Linked DNA regions of Homo sapiens: region 1 is linked to region 2. Evidence: chromatin loops called from intact Hi-C (ENCODE). Cell type or tissue: heart right ventricle. All regions are shown on one strand. Links, peaks and the distances in the headings refer to the core of each region. The heading gives the core; the rest is flanking DNA.

The links. Peaks named below come from ENCODE experiments on the same cell type or tissue, not always from the same donor. Only the 100,000 strongest peaks of a DNase experiment are listed, where the experiment ranks them.
Region 1: a loop joins it to region 2, with 2.8 times the contacts of the local background. A loop is called at or near these places in 35 of 110 quality-filtered maps.

The regions. Positions count from the first base shown.
Region 1 is chr1:38,866,380-38,877,938 of GRCh38, forward strand. MYCBP (MYC binding protein) reads right to left here and starts at 6,969. Exons shown (of 5, transcript NM_012333.5): 1 at 6,912-6,969; 2 at 6,639-6,711; 3 at 1,183-1,231; 4 at 501-630. The coding sequence starts at 6,926. GJA9 (gap junction protein alpha 9) reads right to left here. Exons shown (of 2, transcript NM_030772.5): 2 at 7,690-9,814. The coding sequence starts at 9,719. The coding sequence ends at 8,172. It overlaps RRAGC-DT (RRAGC divergent transcript), which reads left to right. Exons shown (of 2, transcript NR_186075.1): 2 at 9,562-9,847. It overlaps GJA9-MYCBP (GJA9-MYCBP readthrough), which reads right to left. Exons shown (of 3, transcript NR_037637.1): 2 at 501-620. RefSeq lists an enhancer at 6,003-6,525. In heart right ventricle, for the core only: a CTCF peak has its summit at 7,014; a DNase peak (open chromatin) is centred at 7,052; H3K4me3 peaks cover 2,308 bases; H3K27ac peaks cover 1,950 bases.
Region 2 is chr1:39,082,665-39,094,223 of GRCh38, forward strand. It overlaps a transcript of MACF1 not described here. Among named protein-coding and RNA genes, the nearest start is that of NDUFS5, 62 kb to the left of the region's middle. In heart right ventricle, for the core only: no CTCF peak of the experiment used is centred there; DNase peaks (open chromatin) are centred at 4,307, 4,588 and 7,778; H3K4me3 peaks cover 775 bases; H3K27ac peaks cover 3,373 bases.

The sequences.
Region 1 (11,559 bases), core at 2,132-10,131, 210 kb before region 2:
GCTTGTCCTATTTCCAGTATGTCTTGCGGTTTTCTTTTTTTTTTTTTAACCCCCCTAGATGAAGTCTTGTTCTGTCACCCAGGCTGGAGCACAGTGGCACGATCTTGGCTCACTGGAACTTCCATCTGCCGGGTTCAAGCGATTCTCCTGCCTCAGCCTCCCGAGTAGCTGGGATTATGGGCACATGCCACCATGCCCGGCTAATTTTTGTATTCTTAGTAGAGACAGGGTTTCACCATGTTGACCAGGCTGGTCTCGAACTCTTGACCTCGTGATCTACCCACCTCGGCCTCCCAAAGTGCTGGGATTACAGGCGTAAGCCACCGTGCCAGGCCCGTCTTGTGGTTTTCTTGACAGGGCATAACTTTGGCCTTACATTGTAATTAATTCAAATTGATATTCACCCACCTCCCTCCCCTCCTGTCCATTTCAGTGAGGTTTTCATCATACAATTATTACAGGTAAAATTATTTGAATATGAATTCTTTTTAAAAATTTACCTTTGCTTTCAGTTTTTTATTTTCTTCTACAATAGCTTCATACTTCTCTTTCATTTCGGCCAGTTCTAGGCGAAGCAGCTCTATTTCTGGATTTTCTGGAGTAGCAGCTCCTAAGTGATGCTTTAAAAAACTATTATCAATGTTAAGAACTTACTTCTTAGACATGAATGAAACTAATGAAATAGCACAGAGTAGTATCAATATCCCTGACCAGAGTCACCCACTTTACCACCAATATCTACCCAGAGATCACCATCCAAAAACTCAAGTGAAACTAACTTTCTTGGCCAGGTGCGGTTGCTCACGCCTGTAATCCCAGCACTTTGGGAGGCTGAGGTGGGCACATCACGAGGTCAGGAGTTTGAGACCAACGTGATGAACATAGTGAAACCCCGTCTCTACTAAAAATAAAAAAAATTAGCTGGGTGTGATGGTGGGCACCTGTAATCCCAGCTACTTGGGAGACGTGAGGCAGGAGAATCGCTTGAAGCCAGGAGGCGGAGGTTGCAGTAAGCCAAGATTGCGCCACTGCATTCCCCACCAGGTGACAGTACAAGACTCCGTCTCAAAAAAAAAAAAAAAAAAGTAACTTTCTCAATATTCAGAAGTATTTTAAAGGTTATTATCTATCTAAAAAAATAAGAGTTTCAAAATAAAGCCTTTTTCTGACTTGAAAGGATACTCCAAAGCACTGTTAGGTTTCTCTGGTTCTTCATATAAGGCTACCAACACTGCAAATCAAAAAGCAGAAAAAGCAACAATTGACGTATTAAATTTGAATGGCTGAAATTATGTTCCATTACCCAGTAAATATTAGGTGCCAACTATACGCTGAGCACATTGCAAAGACTATACAATGCTGAACAAGACAGACAAGGTCCCTGTTCTCAACAAATTTACAGTCAAGCATAAAAGATATGCAAGGAACTAGACAGAGGGTATCAAGCAGGAATACTGGATAATGGGTTGCAGTAGCACACTGGAAGAACACCTAAGCAAACCTAGGACATCAGGGAAGGCTTCCTAAAGGAAGGCAAAGACCTGATACCTAGGGGTTGAGTGTTTCAGATAAAATGGGAAGGCCCAGGAGCAAGAAAACAATGTATTGAGGAACTGAAAATTCAAGTATGGCTGGAGATGTAATTTGGCAGGAAAGGAAGCTGGAAAGGTGGTCATGGCCAGATTAGGGAGAGTCATGCAAATTTGGTTGGCACATAATTAAACAGTTTAAAGGAAGGGAGTGACAGGATCCACTCTTAACTGCTATGTGGACCAGCTGGAGTGGGACAAGGATAAAGACAGGAAGAACAGTTAAAAGGCTGATGTGGTAATCCAGTTTAAAAAGACAGCAACCTGCAGTAGAGTGATGGGAGTGAGAGAACAGTGAGAAGAAAGAAATTCGAGAATTTAGGAAAGAATCAACAGGACTATGGTAATTACCGGAAGAAGCTCTGAATTCAAAAATGGTCTTAAAAATTAAGTTTGTTTTGCTAAATAACCACCAACCAAAAACTTTACCAGTAGTCAACATGCTCAAATCAACATTAAAATAAGATATACTTGAGTGGTTTCATATCTAATCACTCATATGAGCACTGCCTTGCTCTTCATCTATGGAACAAATTCCTCCTAGAATTTACTACTTAGATAAAAAACTCTAAATCAGTGGTTGGCCTTTTTGTGCATGGAACCCTTTGAAAAATCTAATAAAAGCAAAAAAAGTAAACACACACAAAAAAAATGTGGCTGGGCGCAGTGGCTCACACCTGTAATCCCAGCACTTTGGGAGGCCAAGGCGGGCAGATCACGAAGTCAGGAGATCAAGACCATCCTGGCTAACACAGTGAAACCCCGTCTCTACTAAAAAATACAAAAAATGAGCCAGGCGTGGTGGCGGGCGGCTGTAGTCCCAGCTACTCAGGAGGCTGAGGCAGGAGAATGGCGTCAACCCAGGAGGCGGAGCTTGCAGTGAGCCGAGATCGTGCCACTGCACTCCAGCCTGGGCGATGGAGCAAGACTCTGTCTCAAAAACAAAAAAACAAAACAAACAAACAAAAAAACAGTGATAGATATCTAGACCCCAAGTTAAGTCCTGTTGTAAACCAACTTACATACTTCCCTTTTGTTCTTTTAGAGTTTTAATAACTTACCAAAATAATATACAGTATGAAAAAATCACTATTTTTTGAGAAATTCATTTGGTTTTTTTTTTTTGTTTTTTTTTTTGAGATAGAGTTTTGCTCTTGTTGCCCAGGCTGGAGTGCAATGGCATAATCTTGGCTCACCACAACCCCCGCCTCCCAGGTTCAAGCGATTCTCCTGCCTCAGCCTCTCTAGTAGCTGGGATAACAGGCATGTGCCACCATGCCCGGCTAATTTTGTATTTTTAGTAGAGACGGGGTTTCTCTGTGTTGGTCAGGCTAGTCTCGAACTCCCAGCCTCAGGTGATCCACCCACCTCAGCCTCCCAAAGTTCTGGGATTACAGGTGTGAGCCACCACACCTGGCCAAATCCTCATTTTATAAGACATGAATATTAATACTCTACTCTCTCCTCCTCTTATTCCCCCACCCCATTTCTTTCAGCTTCTCATTTGTCACTGGTACTTGAAAGGTTGATAGTTGCAGAAGATACTGTAAATACAAAGTTTCCTGTGCTGTTCTATAGATGAAATGCACTTCCTTGTAATCAGACAAGAACTCTATACCCAATCATGCTCCCCTTTTTGCCTTCGCAGCCAGGATTTTTAGAGGTTGATATAGCGCTCAAAATAGCTAAAATGCTTCAGCTTCCAAATGATTTATCATCTTTAGCCATCCTTTCATAGTGTTTTAATGTTATAAACTATTTCAAATCATCTTGGAAATAAGCTGTAAAAATTTAGGCCAAAGTGGCTCATTCCTGAAATTCCAGCACTTTGAGAGGCCAAGACAGGAGGATTGCTTGAGCCCAGGAGTTTGAGATCAACCTGGGCAACACCCCAACTCTACAAAAAAAAAAAAAAATTGGCCAGGCATGATGGCTCACGCCTATAATCCCAGCACTTTGGTAGGCCGAGGCAGGCAGATCATGAGGTCAAGAGATTGAGACCATCCTGGCTAACATGGTGAAACCCCGTCTCTACTAAAAATACAAAAAAAATTAGCCGGGCATGGTGGCAGGCACCTGTAGTCCCAGCTACTTGGGAGGCTGAGGCAGGAGAATGGTGTGAACCCGGGAGGCGGAGCTTGCAGTGAGCAGAGATCGCACCACTGCACTCCAGCCTGGGTGACAGAGCAAGACTCCGTCTCAAAAAAAAAAAAAAAAAAAAATTAAAAATCAGCCGGACATGGTGGTGCGTGCCTGTAGTCTCAGCTACTTGGGTGCCTGAGGTGGGAGAATTGCTTGAACCTGGGAGATTAAGACTGCACTGAGACATGACTGCACCACTGCACTCCAGTCTGGGCGACAGAGACCTTGTCTCGAAAAAATATATATATGTAAATTAAATTTGTGAGGCTGGGCACAGTGGGTCACGCCTGTAACGTCAACACTTGGGGAAGCTAAGGCAGAAGGATCACTTGAGGCCAGGCATTCCTGGGTGACAGAGTGAGACTCTGTCTCAAAAAAAATAAAAAGTAAAAACAAATAGAGGCCGGGCGCGGTGGCTCACGCCTGTAATCCCAGCACTTTGGGAGGCCGAGGCGGGTGGATCATGAGGTCAGGAGATCGAGACCATCCTGGCTAACAAGGTGAAACCCCGTCTCTACTAAAAATACAAAAAATTAGCCGGGCGCGGTGGCGGGCGCCTGTAGTCCCAGCTACTCGGGAGGCTGAGGCAGGAGAATGGCGTGAACCCGGGAAGCGGAGCTTGCAGTGAGCCGAGATTGCGCCACTGCAGTCCGCAGTCCGGCCTGGGCGACAGAGCGAGACTCCGTCTCAAAAAAAAAAAAAAAAAAAAAAAAAAAAACAAATAGAATTGTGTAAAGCACCTATGTTTGGAGCTGAAAATCAAATTTTTAATAAATCACATCAATACTGTGTTGGCTGATGTTATTTAGGAGCCTGGAAATCTAAGGAGATTGAGAGGTTAAATTCTAGTGGAGGGCGGTGGCTCACACCTGTAATCCCAGCACTCTGCGGGGCTGAGGTGAGCGGATCACCTGAGGTAAGGAGTTCAAGACCAGCCTGGCCCATGTGGTGAAACCGCCTCTCTACTAAAAATACAAAAAATTAGCTAAGCATGGTGGCACATGCCTGTAATCCCAGCTACTTGGAAGGCTGAGGCAACACAATCGCTTGAACCCGGAGGTGGAGGTTGCAGTGAGCCGAGATCATGCCGCTGCACTCCAGCCTGGGCAACATCTTCTGTGTAGTCAGTTACCGCCTACAACTGTCATTTTTCTGCCTTTTACCATTCAGTCTTTCACTTGCTCCATCCAACCACTCTGGCCTCCTTAGACTTCCTGAAACTCTGTTTCTTTCAGGTTTCTGGTCAAAAATTACTTCTTAAGAAAGGCCTTCCCCCCATCACCCTATATAAAATGACACACACATCCCACCTGTCACTTTTTTTTTTTTTTTTTTTTGGAGACAGAGTGTCACTGTTGCCCAGTGGCACAATCACAACTCACTGCAGCCTTGACCTCCTGGGCTCAGGTGATTCTCTCACCTCAGCCTCCACAGTAGCTAGATTACAGGCACACACCATGCCCAGCAATTTTTTTTTTTTTTTAAGAGATGGGAGTTTTGCCATGTTGCCCAGGCTGGTCTTGAGCTCCTGGCCTCTAGCAGTCCACCCACCTCAGCCTCCCAAAGTGCTGAGATTACAGGCATGAGCCACGTGCCTGGCCTCACCTGTTACTCTTTATCCCTAACTTTGCTGTATTTTTATCTGTACCACTTACCACTAGCTGACACTACATATTTATTTATGTATTTCTCTCCCTCAACTAGGATATAAGCTTATGAGAGCCGAGACTTTTATCCTCCCCTGCTTATCTCCAGTGTGCAGAACAGACACCTGAGTAAAATTATTAAATGAAAGAAATGAACGTAAGGAGTTTTTAGACGGAATGACATTCAAAGCATCTGTGACACTTTCAGAGACAACATAGCACAGTACTTTCACAGAGTAGTCCCTTAAGACTTGCTGAAGTTTATTTGCAAAGAGGTAAACTATTATCTGAACCCCAAATAGGTAGCAATTCAAAATTACTAGCCTTCTTTCTTCTAAGACCCAGGAGTTATGCTCCTAGAATTTTCCTCTAAACTTTGCTTCTGTCCAAAGGGCAGTTACCAATTTATTTCCCACTTCCCAAACTTCCTAGTTTCATATGACCCAAGTCCTCATCCCTGCGAACAATTCCATTCTACACCCTTGAATATCCCAGTGAGTTGAGTGACACATAGCAGGCATTCAAATTAGTGCTAAGCCAATAAAGTAAACTGTACCCTACCCCTTGAAATCCTCCTGTTTCCAACACTTTACTCATCTACTTAACTTAGATCTTGAAGCCACGAATGAAGAGATACAGCGTTAACAGTAAGCTTTCATTTTAAAAAGTGAAAACAATGTAACCACCTTGATATGCCCTCGAGCTCTTTAAGCTGTAATTCTACTTTATGAAATATACACAAAATAAGAATTGACACAGACAGACTAAGGAATGGGGGCTGAAAAGCCACAGCCAAATTCGCTATGAATCTCCTACTTTGGGGATTAGGCTCACTCAGCTACTTCATAGCCCACTTGGAAATTCGGTCATTTTTCCAGTTGCTCTTTGTTGGAGGGAAACTTTCTTAACAAGATTCTGAGGACTCCATAAAAACCGTAAGGTGGGAGGAATTGGGATCTGAAGGTCCTTGGCAAACATGTCCACTGCGGCTGCTGGAGGCAAAGCAACGGAAGTTGAAGAGACTTTGCAACAGCTGCAAGAGTTTCACTCCCGGTGCGGAGAAGGGTAGCGGAGCTAGGCTACCCCACCCGGGCGGCGTCCAGCAGCCAGGTCCCTGCTGAACCCCGAGGCCCACCTCGCTGGACCCCGGACGGGCCCCATCTGTTTCCCCTCCTTCCCCACGCTACGGCCCGCTGGGGAACGGGGCAGCGCCGGGGAGCACGACGAGGGCACGAGGTACCCTCTCCTAGCCCAGGCTCACCCTTGGTCAGCGTGTCCAGCACCCCCGACTTCTCCAAGTACCTCCGGAACTGCTCACGCTTCGAGTCGGCGGCCTGAAGAGACACCGGGGGTCAGTGGCCAGAGCCCGGGAGCCGAGCAGGAAGAAGGCGCTGGGAGTCCGGCAACCCCGCCTCCGCCTCACTACCTCGGGGCCCTCCCGCCCAAACCTGCGCGCGCGACCCCACTCCCACCCAGAGCCGACCAGCGGCTTGCTACCGCCCGCATGCCCCCAGCCACGCCGCGCCCCCCTCACTTTGTAATGGGCCATAGTGACAGCGGCAGCGGCGTAGCTGGCGCCGGAGACCGCGACTGGCGGGTTGGGAGCAGCACTGCTCATGCGCGGAAGGGGGCGCGCGCCTGCGCACTTGCAAACCACCGGCCGGGATCGCCGAGGTGTGGCCTGTTTTCATGGCGACCAGGACGCTCTGCATCCCCAGTAGCAGGCTGAGCCGAGGGAGGCTGCGTATGCCCGCCCCTCTGGCTGTCGGAGCCGCACCTCTTCCTCTTCCGGCCCCCGTAGCAATTAGGTTTCTTTGCAGGAGGTGAGATTTTGGTACCTCTGTCCTGGCGTCCGGAGGCAGGGCCCGGGAGCATTGAGACTATTGCGAGAGAAAGGACCGCCGCACGGTGGTAGCGAGCGCATCTTTTTCATCTGGGACCTCGGAAACTGTGGTGACCCATAGGTGCTGGGCTTCTTGGCTCTCGTCCTGAGAAAGTGCTCACAGTGCTTTGCAGTAGCCGAGGAGGGTGTTTAGAATCATATATTTTGGCTTCAGCTTTTATCTTTGGAGTCTCCTTGAGTCGTGGCTGACTTGATGTGGGCCTCTGGAGGATGAGCAGTAACGAGCTTGCAGTAGCTTTTGAGCCAGGCACTGTAGAAAACACGGGTATTTTAAATTTTAATCCTTACAACACCCCTGTAGGGTGGGTATTGTTAATTAAGTGGAGTGGTTAGATGTCCAGTGAGTAGAGTCGAGTCCAATCCGGGCAATGAATCACGATGCTATGAACTGGTGAAGGAAAGCCACGGATCTTCTTAAGATTTTATTTACTAGGTAGCAACATGTGATTATACTCAAGACACATCAGGATGCCAGTCTAGAAGGAAACTTACGTGATTGTGTTCCAGGGGCAAACAGAATTAACCCAGTGTCCAAGGTGGAATTGTATAGATCAAGAACCATTTCCTAAGGCTGTGGTCTCTTCAAAGAGAAAACCTGATCAAACCATTTAGCCTCAATTCTGAACATGTGATTTTCCCAAAATCAGTTACATTCGAAAGGATATCATTTAAAAAAAAAAAAATCCTGATTTGACAACTCTATGTCTTTGAATTTAGAAGTGTTGCTTCACAATCTCGAATTAGAGCTGTTTTTCTCTTGCTTAAATGAGTTTGCAGTTGTCTGTCTTAACAGCTGGTCTTTAGAGCTGCCCCTATCTATTTTTTCTGTGCCCCACGACCACTAGGCTACTTCTCTGATAATATATATAATGTCTAAAAGCCAACCGCTGTTTAGATCTGAAGATCTGTGGGAACCCGCCTACCAATGAGATTGTTCGTTAGGGACACTACGTGATTTGGAGGACAAACAGGATTATTACAGGTTCTGACCAACCCTGGCTCAAAGGACAGCCCTCCCAAAGAATCAGCAGTGTTTGGAATGTCAAGTGATTGAGAATCTCCTTGTGAAGGAGGAAGGGTTCTGACTGTGCCCTTTCTGAACTGGCCCTTGAGGTTACCTTTAGGAGGTGACCCCCGGTTTTCATGTTCTGTAGAGGAACCCCATGTAGCTCTAAGCCACCGCGGTTTCCAATCGCAGTTAGCTGGCAAGGAGAAAACTGTTTGGGGTGACTGCCTCATGTTGTTCTCTCCATCTATAGCAACACCTGGAATAGAACGGTGACCTCTAGAGTAGTAGTTCCTTTTGCTGTCTTTGCCTTCAGTTTCTCTTTTTTCCATTAACTGGTTACCATTAAGTTCTTTTCCAAATATTTTATGAGTGTCTTTGTTATTGTTTGAACTGATGTGTTGAAAATGACTACAACTAGTACTAAGTGTGGAAATCTCATTAGAAAGTACAGTTTCCTGTTCATCCAAAATGCATTTCTCATCATTTACACTATGATTGTCAGGATTTGGCTGGAATACAGAAGATGAATTTAAACTAGGGTACACTGCAGTGTGTGTTTGCTTTTCCACTAACAGATTATAATCAGGGGCAGAAGGGAGTCGCTTCAGTGAATTTGCAGATGTGCTCTGGTATTTGGCTACATTTTGTTTTGCCTTGTTTGCATGGAATTCATTATGTTCCTTCTTCAACTTGTATTTTCCCCAAAGCCCTCTTTTAATCTTTTTAAAACCTAGGTGGAAAATTTCAAGAATGTTTAAGAAAAGTGAAATAGTGGCTATAGATTGCATAAATAATAGGAATATTGTCTTTTCTGTTGGTCTTGAGACAAAACAGTCGATTATATTTGGACACGGGTGGCCATGGCACTTAAATAGCGGCTCTAAGTGAAATCCATATAAAAGGTACTGTCCAATCATGAATCCAACTTCAACCACAGAGCGAGTGAAAATGTGTATCACATAAGTGCAAAGCAAGGTTCCTCTGAGTGGAGCTTTATTTAGTTTCCTTTTCTCCAGCTGACAAAGCTCTTGCTCCAATCTCCTCCGATCCCTAGGCATTTCAAACTCTACCTCCTCCAGTTCTACTCTTAACTGAGCTTTCATCCTTTGCCTCTCTTCCTCAAGAACTCTCAGTCGGTACAATGCATGGCCCATGTAGACCAGGGATGGTGAAGACACAAATATCACCTGCAGAACCCAGTATCTAATGAGGGAGATAGGAAAGGCCTGGTCGTAGCATACATTTCTGCAGCCTGGTTGTTCTGTATTGCAGATGAAGCCAGACTGCTCATCATTCCAGACATCTTCAGCTGCTACACCCAGAACAAGCATTCGAAATATGAACAGGATGGTGAGCCAGATCTTTCCAATCATGGTGGAGTGGATGTGAACTTCCTCCAGAGTATCTCCAAGGAGATTCCAGTCCCCCATGTTTATTTAGTCAGCCATCTTAGCTCTGATCCACATCAAATAAGAGGCAGATAAATTCTTCCATTCTGAAGGGAGCACTATTTCTTAAAGCAAACCTATGGTGAAAATATAACAATATGTCACTTCTATATGCTGGTTGCTTTACTTTTTCCCTAGATAGCTGTGGGGTTTTTTCTTTGTTTGTTTGTTTGTTGAGACAGAGTCTCCCTCTGTTGCCCAGGCTGGAGTACAGTGTTGCAACCACAACTCCCTGCAGCCTCAACCTCCCAGACTCAAGCGATCATCTCCCCTCTCAGCCTCCTGAGTAGCTGGGACTGCAGGTGTGTGCAACTACACCCAGATAATTTTTTTTATTTTTTTGTAGAGACAGGGTCTCACTCTATTGCTGCAGCTAGTCTTAAACTCCTAGACTCAAGTGATCCTCTTGCCTTCACCTCCCAAAGTGTGGGAATTACAGGTGTGGGTCACCACACCTGGCCAAAGTGTGAATCTGTTACCAATAATATACTTAAATGTCAGGAATTTAAAATCACTTATATTTAGACATCACAATACAATGAAAAAAACATGATACCTGGAGGAGGAGTGTATATATTCTCTATTAAGAATATAGGCTGGGCGGGGTGGCTCACACCTGTAATCCCAACACTTTGGGAGGCCAAGGTGGGTGGATCATTTGAGGTCAGGAGTTCCAGACCAGCCTGGCCAACATGGTAAAACCCCGCCTCTACTAAAAATACAAAAATTAGCCAGGCGTGGTGGCAGGCGCTTGTAGTCCCAGCTACTCGGGAGGCTGAGGCAAGAGAATCGCTTGAACCTGGAAGGCAGAGGTTGCAGTGAGCTGAGATCAAACCCTTGACCTCAGATGATCTGGCCACCTCGGCCTCCCAAAGTGCTGGGATTACAGGCATGAGCCAATGCGCATGGCCTAAAATTATATTCTTTTTTTTTTTTTTTTTGAGACGGAGTCTCACTCTGTAGCCCAGGCTGGAGTGCAATGGCATGATCTCAGCTCACCGCAACCTCCACCTCCTGGGTTCAAGCGATTCTCCTGCCTCAGCCTCCTGAGTAGCTGTGATTACAGGCATGCACCACCATGCCCGGATAATTTTGTATTTTTAGTAGAGATGATGTTTCTCCATGTTGGCCAGGCTGGTCTCGAACTCCTGACCTCAGGTGATCTGCCCACCTCGGCCTCCCAAAGTGCTGGGATTACAGGCGTGAGCCACCATGCCCAGCCTATTGTTGTTTTTCAACAGAACTTTTGGAAAGGTTTCTAAAACTAGTAACCTGATCTTAACCTTATTTATTAAGATTATTTGATATAAAAGTTATAACAAAGTCAATTTCTTTTTCCCCAACATGCCATTACTGGCTTGAAAAGTCAGTGATTTTTTTTTCTTTCTTTCTTTCTTTTGGGACAGAGTCTTGCTCTGTCGCCAGGCTGGAGTGCAGTGGCGCAATCTCGGCGCATTGCAACCTCCGCCTCCTGGGTTCAAGCGATTCCCCTGCCTCATCCTCCTGAGTAGCTGGGATTACAGGCGCCTGCCAACACCCCCCGGGATAATTTTTTGTATTTTAGTAGACACGGGGTTTCACCATGTTGGCCAGGATGATCTCGATCTCCTGACCTCGTGATCCACCCGCCTCAGCCTCCCAAAGTGCCAGGATTACAGGCATGAGCCACCGTGCCCGGTCAAAAAGTCAGTGATTTTTAAATCTCATTTATACACATAGGAAAACGAATATGCTTCATTTGATAATTCAGTAAGATATGGCATTCAGTGAAACCAGAGGAAACAGATCTGGCTGTCATAGGAATTTAGATTAGTTTTTTTAA
Region 2 (11,559 bases), core at 564-8,563:
CCTCCTACACCATTTTTATGTTTCTTTTGTTATCTCTTTGAATTCTGTGCCTATGGTGGGGATCTGCCAATGACCCAGGAGGCTGTCTCTGCCCCTTGCTGCCTCTAGGCTCAGATTCGAGAATCCTGGAGGAGCTGTGGCCACAGACCCATTGTGTCCAGCCATGTAGGCTACCTCGCTGTCTCTACACAGCCCTGTGAGCCGGTATTCCCTATAAGGGAAAATCAACAGCTCTTGCCCTCCCTGGACCCTACAGCCAAAGTCAAAGCTGGGTACCCAGGTTGGCTTTGCGGCCTGTAGGAAGGCTGGTAGCTGAAGGCACATACCATTTGTGCTCTGATGGAGCCCTTGGGGTGGTGGGCCATGTGTAGCAGATGGTTCTGGGAAGTGAGCTTGACCTGGCTGAGGGAAGGCTGCCCAGTCTGGCTGGTGGAGCCCAGCTGGCCTTAGAGCAATTGTATTTTCACTCAACTCTCTCCACTAGCTAAACTGACCAGAAAAAATGGGCTTTCTGTCCCATCCCCCCACCCCATCCTCATGCTGTGCCACGTATTCCCACAACAGCCCTTGGAATAAGCAAATGAACATTTAATCTAATGCCTGCTGGGTGCCATGCATGGCATCAACCAGTACTACATTTGCATTTGACAATGTTCTTAAAACATCCTCTGAGGTGGAATATTACCCCCATTTTGCAGATGAAGAAACTGAGTCTCAGAGAGGTGAAGTGACTTGCCCAAGATCACAGCAATTGTAAGTGGCCAAACCAGAATATATACCCAGGTCTGTCTTACTTCAAGTCTGGTACATTTTCTAATATATCTGCTGGAGACAGAGTGGGAGAAACCAGAGAATTTCTGCCTATTCTAGCCCATGGTTTGCTTCTTGCCTGCTATTGAGATCATGCTTTAGCTTTTTGAAAATACTTCCCATCTGTTGCCCCACTTTATCCTTATAGCATTCCTGGGAGGTAAGTAGAACAGGAATATAATAATAGATACTGTGTATTGAGTGCTTACTGGGCAGTGGGCACTATTAAGCACTTTACATGCAGGATTAAGCACTTTACATGCAGAACCCAACCCTATAGGGCTAGGTTCTAACTGTCGTCATCCCCATTTTGTAGATGAGGGTGCTGAGGCTCAGAGAGATTAAATGGCTTCTCCAGGGTCACACAGCTAGTAAATGGAGTAGAATTTAAACCCACAGCATTCTGTCATGGGATCTGTGAGCTTAATCCTCCAAATGTGCCAAATAGCAATAATAATAGTTCCTAGGAATAGGAGCTAACTTTTACATGATGCTTTAAGATTTATAGACATCATCACATATAATATCCCCCAAACCTCATGAATTAGTTTTGGGATGTATTGTCTTCATCCCATTTTCCAGGTGAAGAAACTGAGGTACAGATAGGCAGGACTAGAACCTCTGCTTCCCAAGTCCCAGTGTTCCTTATGGGACCCCTTTTGTCTGCTCACATTCACCCCTTTCTCCTTCAGATCACTTCTCCCTGGGCTCCCAGGCCCTCCTGCAGCAGCCCCCGCCTGGGCCATGTCTTCCTCAGATGAAGAGACGCTCAGTGAGCGGTCATGTCGGAGTGAGCGGTCTTGTCGGAGTGAGCGATCTTACAGGAGCGAGCGGTCGGGGAGCCTGTCTCCCTGTCCCCCAGGGGACACCTTGCCCTGGAACCTGCCACTGCATGAGCAGAAAAAGCGGAAAAGCCAGGATTCGGTGCTGGACCCTGCAGAGCGTGCTGTGGTCAGAGTCGCTGGTAAGAGAGGTCCCCCAGCAGGCTGGACGCTGTGGGTGTGAGGGAGGAATGGGCCAGGGCACAGCAGCTGTGTGGGGAGCCGAGGGGTCCTCACCAGGGCCTCTGACAAAGCAGCCATCATCTGATTTGTTATTATTATTCTTGGAAAGACGTTGAAATAACATTAACGAAAAACTCAAAAGAGGAAAATCTGCCACCCCTTGCTCACGTGAGACCTGTTTTCATTTCTGCACCTTCTTCCCTGTCTTTGTCCCCATTCAGTTATATTTTCTATGCAGTTGCCTTCATGGCTTAGGTACCATTCTGCATCTGACTCTTTTCAGTTAATCTTATATTAAAAAGATTTTCCATATTGCACTTTAGACTTTATGGTTACCATTTCTAAAAGCTGTCTATTTCATGACTTTCTAAATCCTACTCTTTTTTCACTTTTTGGCTATATTAGACAATGCTGCTGAGAACATGGTTAAGAATGATTTGACTTCTGTTATTTCCTTATAATGAAATCCTTGGAGAGTACAGTTTTACTTGTATCGCCTTCCAAAAGTGTTCTACATGCTGACCTTTCACACGACGTGAAGGCTGGGGCTACCTCCTGTGGTGGGATGTGCCCAGCTCTTTGCCAAGCAGCAGCACAGTGCTGTAGTTATGAGTGTAAGCTTTGGAATCAGAGAGGGTAGGGTGCTGGATCGTGGCCCTGCCACTGACCAACTGTGTGACTCTGGGCAAGTCCCTTATTCTTTCTCAGTGTCACTTTCCTTGTCTTAAGAATGCCCACTGTGCAGGGATGCCTTGAAGGTTAGATGAAATAATGTGTGGAAAGCCCTTAGCACAGTTTTTGGCTCAATAAAGGAGATGCTTCCACTGAAGGCATCCACAGCTGCCTCCCTGAAGTGTGCTCAGCATCTCAGCAGGGTGTTGGTGTTACAGTACGGATAGGAAGATAGAGCAGTGCCTGCAGCTAATTCAGTGACATCACCCGCTTTCAAGCCGTCACCAAGGCCTGTACTGCTACCTTCTTTGTGTCCCTCAAATAATACAGCCACCCCCTCCACTGTGTCATCTCTCACCTGGACCTTCCAATGAGCATTTAATAGCTCTTCCTCTCTTAGTCTTGCCACCATCCTCCACGTGACTAATAGAGTATTTTTTTCTAAAATACAAACCTCAAGAACACATATTCTATTTTATGAAATGAAGTGCTGCCTGTACAACACTTCATTAAAAATACAATAAAAAATAAAATAAAATACAAACCTAATTCTATTACTCGGCTGCTTAAAAACCACCTTTGGCCCCTCATTGCCTGTGGAATCAAGGCTTCAGCATAAAGACCCATCAAAATTACTTACCTCTTCAGCTTCACCTGCCACCACCTCTACCCCCAATCACCCTGCCACAGTACACTGTAACTGGACCCCCAGAGGGATGCATCTTGCAGGATGAAACCACCACACTTTAATTTTCTTCTCTGCAAGATGCTGGTAAACCCTCCTCCTCTTTTAAGTGCCGCCTCCTCTGTCCTTAATGCCCCCAGTGGTATCCAAAGCTTCCTCCTCCGCTCTCACAGTCATACTTTTCTCTCCTCCATGTTCCCTTGTTCAATGTAGCAGTTAACCCACAGGGTGCCCATCACTCCCTTAGAAGAGTGAGCAATTTGGGATGTGTCTTATGTTTTGAGCCCCCGAGGGCTGCACGGGGCCTTGTACATGCTAGAGATCAATTGGTATTGAATGACTGAATGAATGCTGAATGAGTGTTTTGAGGATATTATGTGATGTGACAGACTGTGATCCAGAAACAGGCACTGAGCTATAACGGAAAGTTAGAGAAAGGCTTATGTGGGCTCAGGTAATCAGGAAAGGACTTTAGAGGGAATGAGCTCCAAGTGAGGAGACAACAGTGGGGCCTGGAAGGCAGGAGGGAGAGTTGGAGCTCTTTCTAGTGGGCAACGAGGAGTCCTTGGAGGAAGTCCTTCTCAAAACCTTTGGGCCTGCAGCATCAGCCAGTAACAGAATTTTAGAGCTGTCCCTAGGGTGCAGGAAGGGGTTTACTTGTCCCCAGTCTTGAAGGGCCATAACTCAGGGCCCTGATGACTCATAAACCTCTTTCTCCTGAAGAGAGAGTGGGCTGTCTCATTCTTCCTTCTTTATGCCCTCTGCCTCCATCCTTCATCACTCATGCATACTTAGATCGTTTTGTGATGATTTCCACTTCCAGTCTTCTCTGAGGAGGCCCACGGGATGATTTGCTTGCTGCTTCAGATTTGGAGTCTAGAATAGAAGTGGAGTGGACTCAAGGAGGCTTAATTTTACACAGGCAAGGCTCCTAAGGACCCTGCTGGGTCAACTGAGCAAAGGGATGGTGGGTGCTGCGCTGTGCTGTGTTTCTGGCATAGATGCTGATCTCCTTTGCATCCTGACACTGCTGAATGCCTCTTTTGAGGAGGGGGCTGGGCCAGTGAGGCTGAAAATGGGGAGACTGCCATGGTTAAAAATAACTTGTGCACTGCAGTTGGGCGTGTTTCTTTAGCAGGAGAGGAGAGAGGCAGCAGAGACGAGGCGGGACTGCGACTTTAGGGTCTTGCTGAAATCTTCATGTGATTTTAGAATGCTGTGGGGGCTCCACCAGAGTAATGGAAAAGGCAGCCTTAGCTCTGCAGGGACTCCTTCACAGGAGGTGCAGGGGGGCATGTCTGGGAGACCCTGGATGCTCTGAAGCTCTCTGAAGCAGAACTTTAATTGTGGGAGGAAATGAAGTCAGTCTTACGCTGGAAGCCAGCTGTGGCCTGTGCAATTTTCTCCTCCCCCTGGATCTTGCTTATGAAGCCAAGTGGGGGTGTCTGAATCACTCTCACCAAATAGAGATCTTCCCTTTCCCTGGCCCACTCCGTGTCCTGAGCTGGTCTTAGGGCCTCGCCCTTGCTTGAGAGGCCTGATGGGGCAAGCCTGGTGGTCACACATGTCAGAGTAGAGAGGGATGTCGGGGCTGAGAAACCTGCTGATTTCAGTCTACAAAGCCAAACAGGTTTTAGGGTGCTGAACCTTGTTCTTCTTCCCATCTTCCTGTTCTCATCCTTTCCCTACATTTGTTTCTCCTTCTTCTTTGCCAGCCATATTCTCAACTCCCTAAGCCCAGCCACATTCAAATGTAACAAGAGTCACTAATGAAAGTGTCTTGTTTCGGTTTATCAGCTTTATGGTTTACACAGAGATTTCAAAATAACTCTGTTAGGCAGGACATATGTTAGCATCCGAGGCTCAGAGGGTTTAGGGGACTTGCCTATAGTTACACAGGACTGGTAAACACAGATCTTCTAACTCCAAGTACATTGCTATTTCTTTTTTTTTTTGAGACAGAGTCTCACTTTGCCACCCAGGCTGGAGTGCAGTGGCGCAATCTCAACTCACTGCAACCTTCACCTCCCGGGTTCAAGCAATTCTTCTGCCTCAGCCTCCCGAGTAGCAGGGATTACAGGCGTGTGCCACCATGCCCAGCTAATTTTTGTATGTTTAGTAGAGATGGGGTTTCTTTTTTTTTTTGGAGATGGAGTCTCGCTGTCGCCCAGGCTGGAGTGCAGTGGTGCAATCTCTGCTGGATCTCAGCTCACTGCAGGCTCCGCCCCCTGGTTTCACGCCATTCTCCTGCCTCAGCCTCCTGAGCAGCTGGGACTACAGGCGCCTGCCACCTTGCCCGGCTAATTTTTTGTATTTTTAGTAGAGACGGGGTTTCACCATGTTAGCCAGGATGGTCTCCATCTCCTGACCTCGTGATCCGCCCGCCTCAGCCTCCCAAAGTCCTGGGATTATAGGTGTGAGCCACCGCGCCTGGCCCGAGATGGGGTTTCACCATGTTGGTCAGGCTGGTCTTGAACTCCTGACCTCAGGTGATCCGCTTGCCTTGGCCTTCCAAAATGCTGGGATTACAGGCGTGAGCCACCGCACCCGGCCCTGTACATTGTTATTTCTATTTCCTTAGGCAATACCTGGCAACCAGCCCAGTCTGAATCTTCTGTAGTTGACAATCTAAATCTCCACACTCACCTGAGAGACTTGGTCACTTCCGGGAAAGGCCTCAGGATCCTGGTCTATAGAACCAGGAAAGGGGAGAGACAAAGATCTTGGAAAATTTGCCTCTTCCCCTCTGGCTCTCTGTCTTTAGTGAAGAGCAGTAGAAATATCCTTACTTAATGGTGGGGAGCAACAAGGAAGTGGGGCGCTAGGGAGCTTACTGTAGCAAGGAGTACAACCCCAAAGGGTAGAAACAAAGAGAGGAAGAAATGATGTATCCCTTGGGACCTGTGGGGAGTATATTGAGAACAGGGTGCAAGACAGGGTGTCACATGGCTGTACACTGCACAACCCTTGGGGGTGCGATTCACATCACATTTGTTGTCATTGCAGACGTGTACATTTATTATTACAAGTTTCCTGCAGATGGCAGTAACATGTTTTGAAGAAGGGCTCATGTTTGGGCTAGGGCACGGTAGGGTGCAGGAAGATTCCACCATCTACCCATCAATCAGGTATTCATTCATCTAACATCACATAATCAGGACCCTCCCTGTCCTTGGCATTGATATTCAAAGATGACTGAAGATGTGGTCCCTTCTGCATGGAACTCAGTCTAGTGGAGAGGACAGAAGGGAGAAAAGGCCGGGTGTAGTGGCTCACACCTGTAATCTCAGCATTTCGGGAGGCCGAGGCAGGAGAATCATTAGAGCTAAGGAGTTCAAGACCAGCCTATGAGACCCTGTCTCTATTTTTTTTTTAAGTAGTTAGAAGGGAAAAAATAATTATATCCCCGTATGTGTTGTGAAAAAGGGGAGTGCAGTGACTCAGAGCTAAGGATTGGATCCCTCTCTGGTTGTTCATTTATTCATTCCTTCAACTAAAAAAGGGGTTAAGCTATGTGCCAGTAGAAAGCATCTATGGGATTCATTCCTAGGAGTATCAGCAAATGCTGCTGAAATAATCATTCCCAACATCTGCTCCATTGTGGCCTTCTAGTCAGACGACAATTGTCTCTCTGCACAGCCCTTGTTTCAGTTGGCTTTATATTCACGTTCATTGTTCCCAGGTTCATTTCCCTCACCAGCTCTGGAGGTCTCTGTAGTCAGGAGTCCCATCTTACCCTTTTTGCCCTGGGACAGAGAGCCATGAGAGCACTACCTGGTCAGAAGCTGGAGCTTACTCCTCTGGGCCCATGTGTCTCTCCTCCAAGTTGGGAGCTCTGAGAAGACATCTCACAGGCACCTCTCTGCTTCATTCATTCATTCAATAAAAAAAATGGATTAAGCTCCTGCCATGTGCCAGGCACTGCGGAGATAACTGAATCTGGAGTTACAAGACTTAGGCAAATGACCTCACTTCTTGGATCCTCAGTTTCCTTATCTATAAAAGGGAGATGGTGATAAAGGGTGTAAAAGGGAAATGAACGAGAATCAGAATGTGCTGGAAAAACACAGGTTCACATGGCCCGTTACTGCACTTAACAGTGTCATTCCTTGTAACCTCCCTGGCAGCCAGATGAGGCAGTGGAGACTCAGGAGGCCAGCAGTTTCCCAGGCCAGCAAAGAAGGAGCCCAAGCCTCTTATTTCTGTCCCCTTCTTTTGTTCTTTAGGCCTTTGTCAGGGAGCAGATGGAAGTGGCTTATTCTGGCCAAGCCGTGAGTGGGAAGAAGGGAATGCAGGGATGGGAAATGGAACCCTAAAGACAATCTCATTGGGAATCCTTACTCCTCAGCTGCCAAACTTCCTTGCCCTGAGGCTCTTCGAGTTTTGTATCCAGGAAGGCTCCTCCTCCTTCCCAGCTTCTCTACTTCTTCCTGGCAGTGTCCTCAGAGTCTCTGGCCCTGTCCTGGAGCTTGGTTTCAGTAGCAGCAGAGAAGAGCAGAGGAGAGTGCCCTGAAAGTGGGGCAGAATGAATTGTAGCTACACACCACCAGCTCAGCTCCAGCTCTTTGAAAGTAAATCTGGGTCACATTAGCTGTGGGCTGGAACATGACCACGTGGGCAGAATTCTGTGCAGGCAGCAGAAAAGACAGCCAATCTGTCCTTTCTCTGAGGTGCAGGGCCCCTGTGGGACCCCAGTTGGTGAGGGAAGGTGGTTTCTGGATTGCAAGGTGTAATGCCATCTTAATGCCATCATGCTTTTCTAATGACATCCTAGGTGACATAGAGAAAGGTATGGAATGGCAGTTTGGCTCATGCCTTTCTGTTTGTTATGGGAGAAGCCTAGGCTGAAGGTAGGAATGCAGAGGAAGGACTGGTTACTTTGGGGACTGTGGAAGGCCATCATTTCTCAGTCTCATGGGCTCAGGGGTTAGATGCCACCAGAGTAGCTGACACTGCAGCAGGATCTAGGGCTGCACTTGTTCTTTATTTCAGCAGTCCTCCCCTTGAGGAAAGGTCTGTGAACAGATCCATCATCACTAAAGTGTTATATGGAGCCTGGCTGGCCTCCTTTTTCTGGTTGCTGTGGCTAGGGCCTGCCATGATTTGGCCCGGCCACTGCTTGTTGCCACATGTCAGTTACAAGCCTGCCAGCCTGAAAGCCCTGTCTTGGCTTTCCTGTAGGAGCAGAATAGGTGTCCCTTGCTGGAATCTCTGCCTGGATCTGGGATACTGCTACAGGGAAGGTCTGAAGCCCCTATAACTTGAAGGGTGATGATTATGAGCTGAAGCTTCTGTCTTAAGCTGTGCCCCACCCCTACCCCAGAAGATACCAGGCTTTTGCCTTGTGGTCAGGGGAGGATTCTGCCTGGGGCCTCAGTGGATGTCTCTGGGATGCCCTCCCCCACTCATTCACACATTTCTTCATGTGCTCACTCTTCCATTCATTCACGCAAAGGGCTGGCTTTGGGAGTCAGCTGGAGCCCTAGTTTCATTGCTCACTTGCTAATTGGGTGACCCTGGGACGTTAGTCACTTCATTGAGCCTCAGTTTCTTACAGTTAAAATGGGGGAGCAAGAGCACTACCTCAGAGACTTGCACAGTAGATTAAATAAGGTAGTTGGGAGTAGGATGCTTGGCCCAGTACCTGCTATATATTCAGCCCTTGATAATTTTTTTTTTGAGACAGAGTCTCGCTCTGTCACCAGGCTGGAGTGCAGTGGCACGATCTCGGCTTACTGCAGCCTCCACCTCCCAAATTCAAGCGATTCTCCTGCCTCAGCCTCTGGAGTAGCTGGGACTACAGGTGTGCGCCACCATGCCCAGCTGATTTTTGTATTTTTAGTAGAGACCCATGGTGGGTTTCACCTTGTTGGCCAGGATGGTCTCAATCTCTTGACCTCGTGATCCACCTGCTTTGGCCTCCCAAAGTGCTGGGATTACAGCCACTGCACCCGGCTGCCCTTGATACATATTAGCTCTTTTCATGAATATCATTCATTCACTCATACACTTGTTCATAGATTCATGAATGTGCTGATTTATCCCCTTGCTTATTCACTGATTACACACTTGCTTATTTAACAAATATCCCTAGGGCTACTTTGCTCTAGGCTCAGACTGCACTTCAGAGCCCAGCTCCTGCCTATGAAGACCGTTAGAATGCAGCATGAACTGAGCTACGTTGCAAGTCCAAAGAGTTTTGAGGAAGTTCTGGAAGGGAAGGCACTTCTACTCCTGCCCCTCCCTGGCTTAGAGCAATGATAGTATTTCTTCTGGGGCTGGGAAAAGAAATAGGAATTAGCCAGGACAACCTGAAGAGACAGGGCACTTCCCGGTGGTTTGCATCTATTCTTGCTCTCCTTTCTTTGGCTTTCGTAGGAAGGAAAGAAGGAAAATGAAGAGAGAACAGCTGGTGAGAATTAGGAACTAAAGAATCTAGACGGTGGTTTGGGGAGTGAACTCTGGACTCAGTTTAGGAGCACCTTAGAGCTGGTGCCAGCTGGGTTCCTCCGGTGAATAATAGCTGGTAAAGTCACTGTGTAGAGTCCTAGATGGGTGCCAGGCATTTTACATACATCATTTAATCCTCATAGAACCCTGGGAAGTAGTTGCTATTCTCAACAGAAATGTTAAGTAACTTGTCTGAGGTTATACACTGAGCAAATAATGGAGCTGGGATTCAGCATTACTTAATGTGCATGGCGCCCCCTGGCCCTCAACATGTACAATATGCCCTTTGCAGTTATTCAAGTGCTGAGTTTCTGGTCAGCCTAACTCCAAAGCCCTGGCACTTTTCAGGATATTTCAAACATAGTAAAGTAGTGAGAATAGTACAGTGAACCCCCATCACCCAGAAACAAGAATGATCAATTAATTCATGGCCAATTTTATTTCATTCATACACCGCTGTCAGTGGAAAAAACACAGTTCCTGTTTTTTCTTTTTTCTTTTCTTTCTTTTTTTTTTGAGATGGAGTCTCTCTCTGTTGCCCAGGCTAGAGTGCTGTGGTGCCATCTCAGCTCACTGCAACCTCCGCCTCCCGGGTTCAAGCAATTCTCTGCCTCAGCCCCCCGAGTAACTGGGATTACAGGTGCCTGACACCATGCCCAGCTAATTTTTTTGTATTTTTTAGTAGAGACGGGGTTTCACCATCTTGGCCAGGCTGGCCTTGAACTCCTGACCTCATGATCCACCCGCCTGGGCCTCCGAAAGTGCTGGGATTACAGGTGTGAGCCACCGCGCCTGGCAAGTTCCTGTTTTTCCATTCTCTTACTCAACAATCAACACAAGAAGACTTCTGTGACGCCAAGATATGTGGGGACTTCTCCCCGCCAGCAAGTTAAACAATAGTTCTGCAGTGGACACCAGCGGGGTGTCCTCCAGTTCAATTACAACACTGTCTACCTGGAAATAGCATCAGATCTCACAGTTTGAGGGTTCAGTCCCCAAGACATTCCCCTACTCCACTTCTTTTTTTTTTTTTTTTTTTTTTTTTTTGAGATGATGTCTTGCTCTTGTTGCCCAGGCTGGAGTGCAATGGCTCAATCTCTGCTCATTGCAACCACCGCCTCCTGGGTTCAAGGGATTCTCCTGCCTCAGCCTTCTGAGTAGCTGGAATAACATGTGCGCGCCACCACGCCTGGCTAATTTTTTTTTTTTTTTTTTTTTTGAGACGGAGTCTTGCCCTGTCACCAGGCTGGAGTGCAGTGGTGCGATCTCGGCTCACTGCAACTTCTGCCTGCCGGGTTCAAGTGATTCTCCTGCTTCAGCCTCCCGAGTAGCTGGGACTACACGCACACGCCATCACACCCAGCTAATTTTTGTATTTTTAGTAGACACGGGGTTTCATCATGTTGGCCAGGATGGTCTTAATCTCTTGACCTTGTGATCTGCCCACCTTGGCCTCCCAAAGTGCTGGGATTACAGGTGTGAGCCATCACGCCCGGCCAAGGGATTCTTTTCTTTTTTTTGAGACGGAGTCTTGCGCTTTTGCCTAGGCTGGAGTGCAGTGGTGTGAACTTGGCTCACTGCAACCTCTGCCTCCCGGGTTCTCCTGTCTCAGCCTCCTGAGTAGCTGGGATTACAGGCGTGCGCCACCACACCTGGCTAATTTTTGTATTTGTAGTAGAAATGGGGTTTCACCGCGTTGGCCAGGCTGGTCTCGAACTCCTGACCTCAGGTGATCCACCGCCTCGGCCTCCCAAAGTGCTGGGATTACAGGCGTGAGCCACGGTGCCCAGCCCCACCCCACTCCACTTCTAATGCCAATCACAAGACTCAGATTTTTTTTACCTGTGCTTCTGACTGACTGGCTATAATGGGGTGCTGGCTGGGTGCAGTGACTCATACCTGTAATCCCAGCATTTTGAGAGGCCAAGGTGGGAGGCT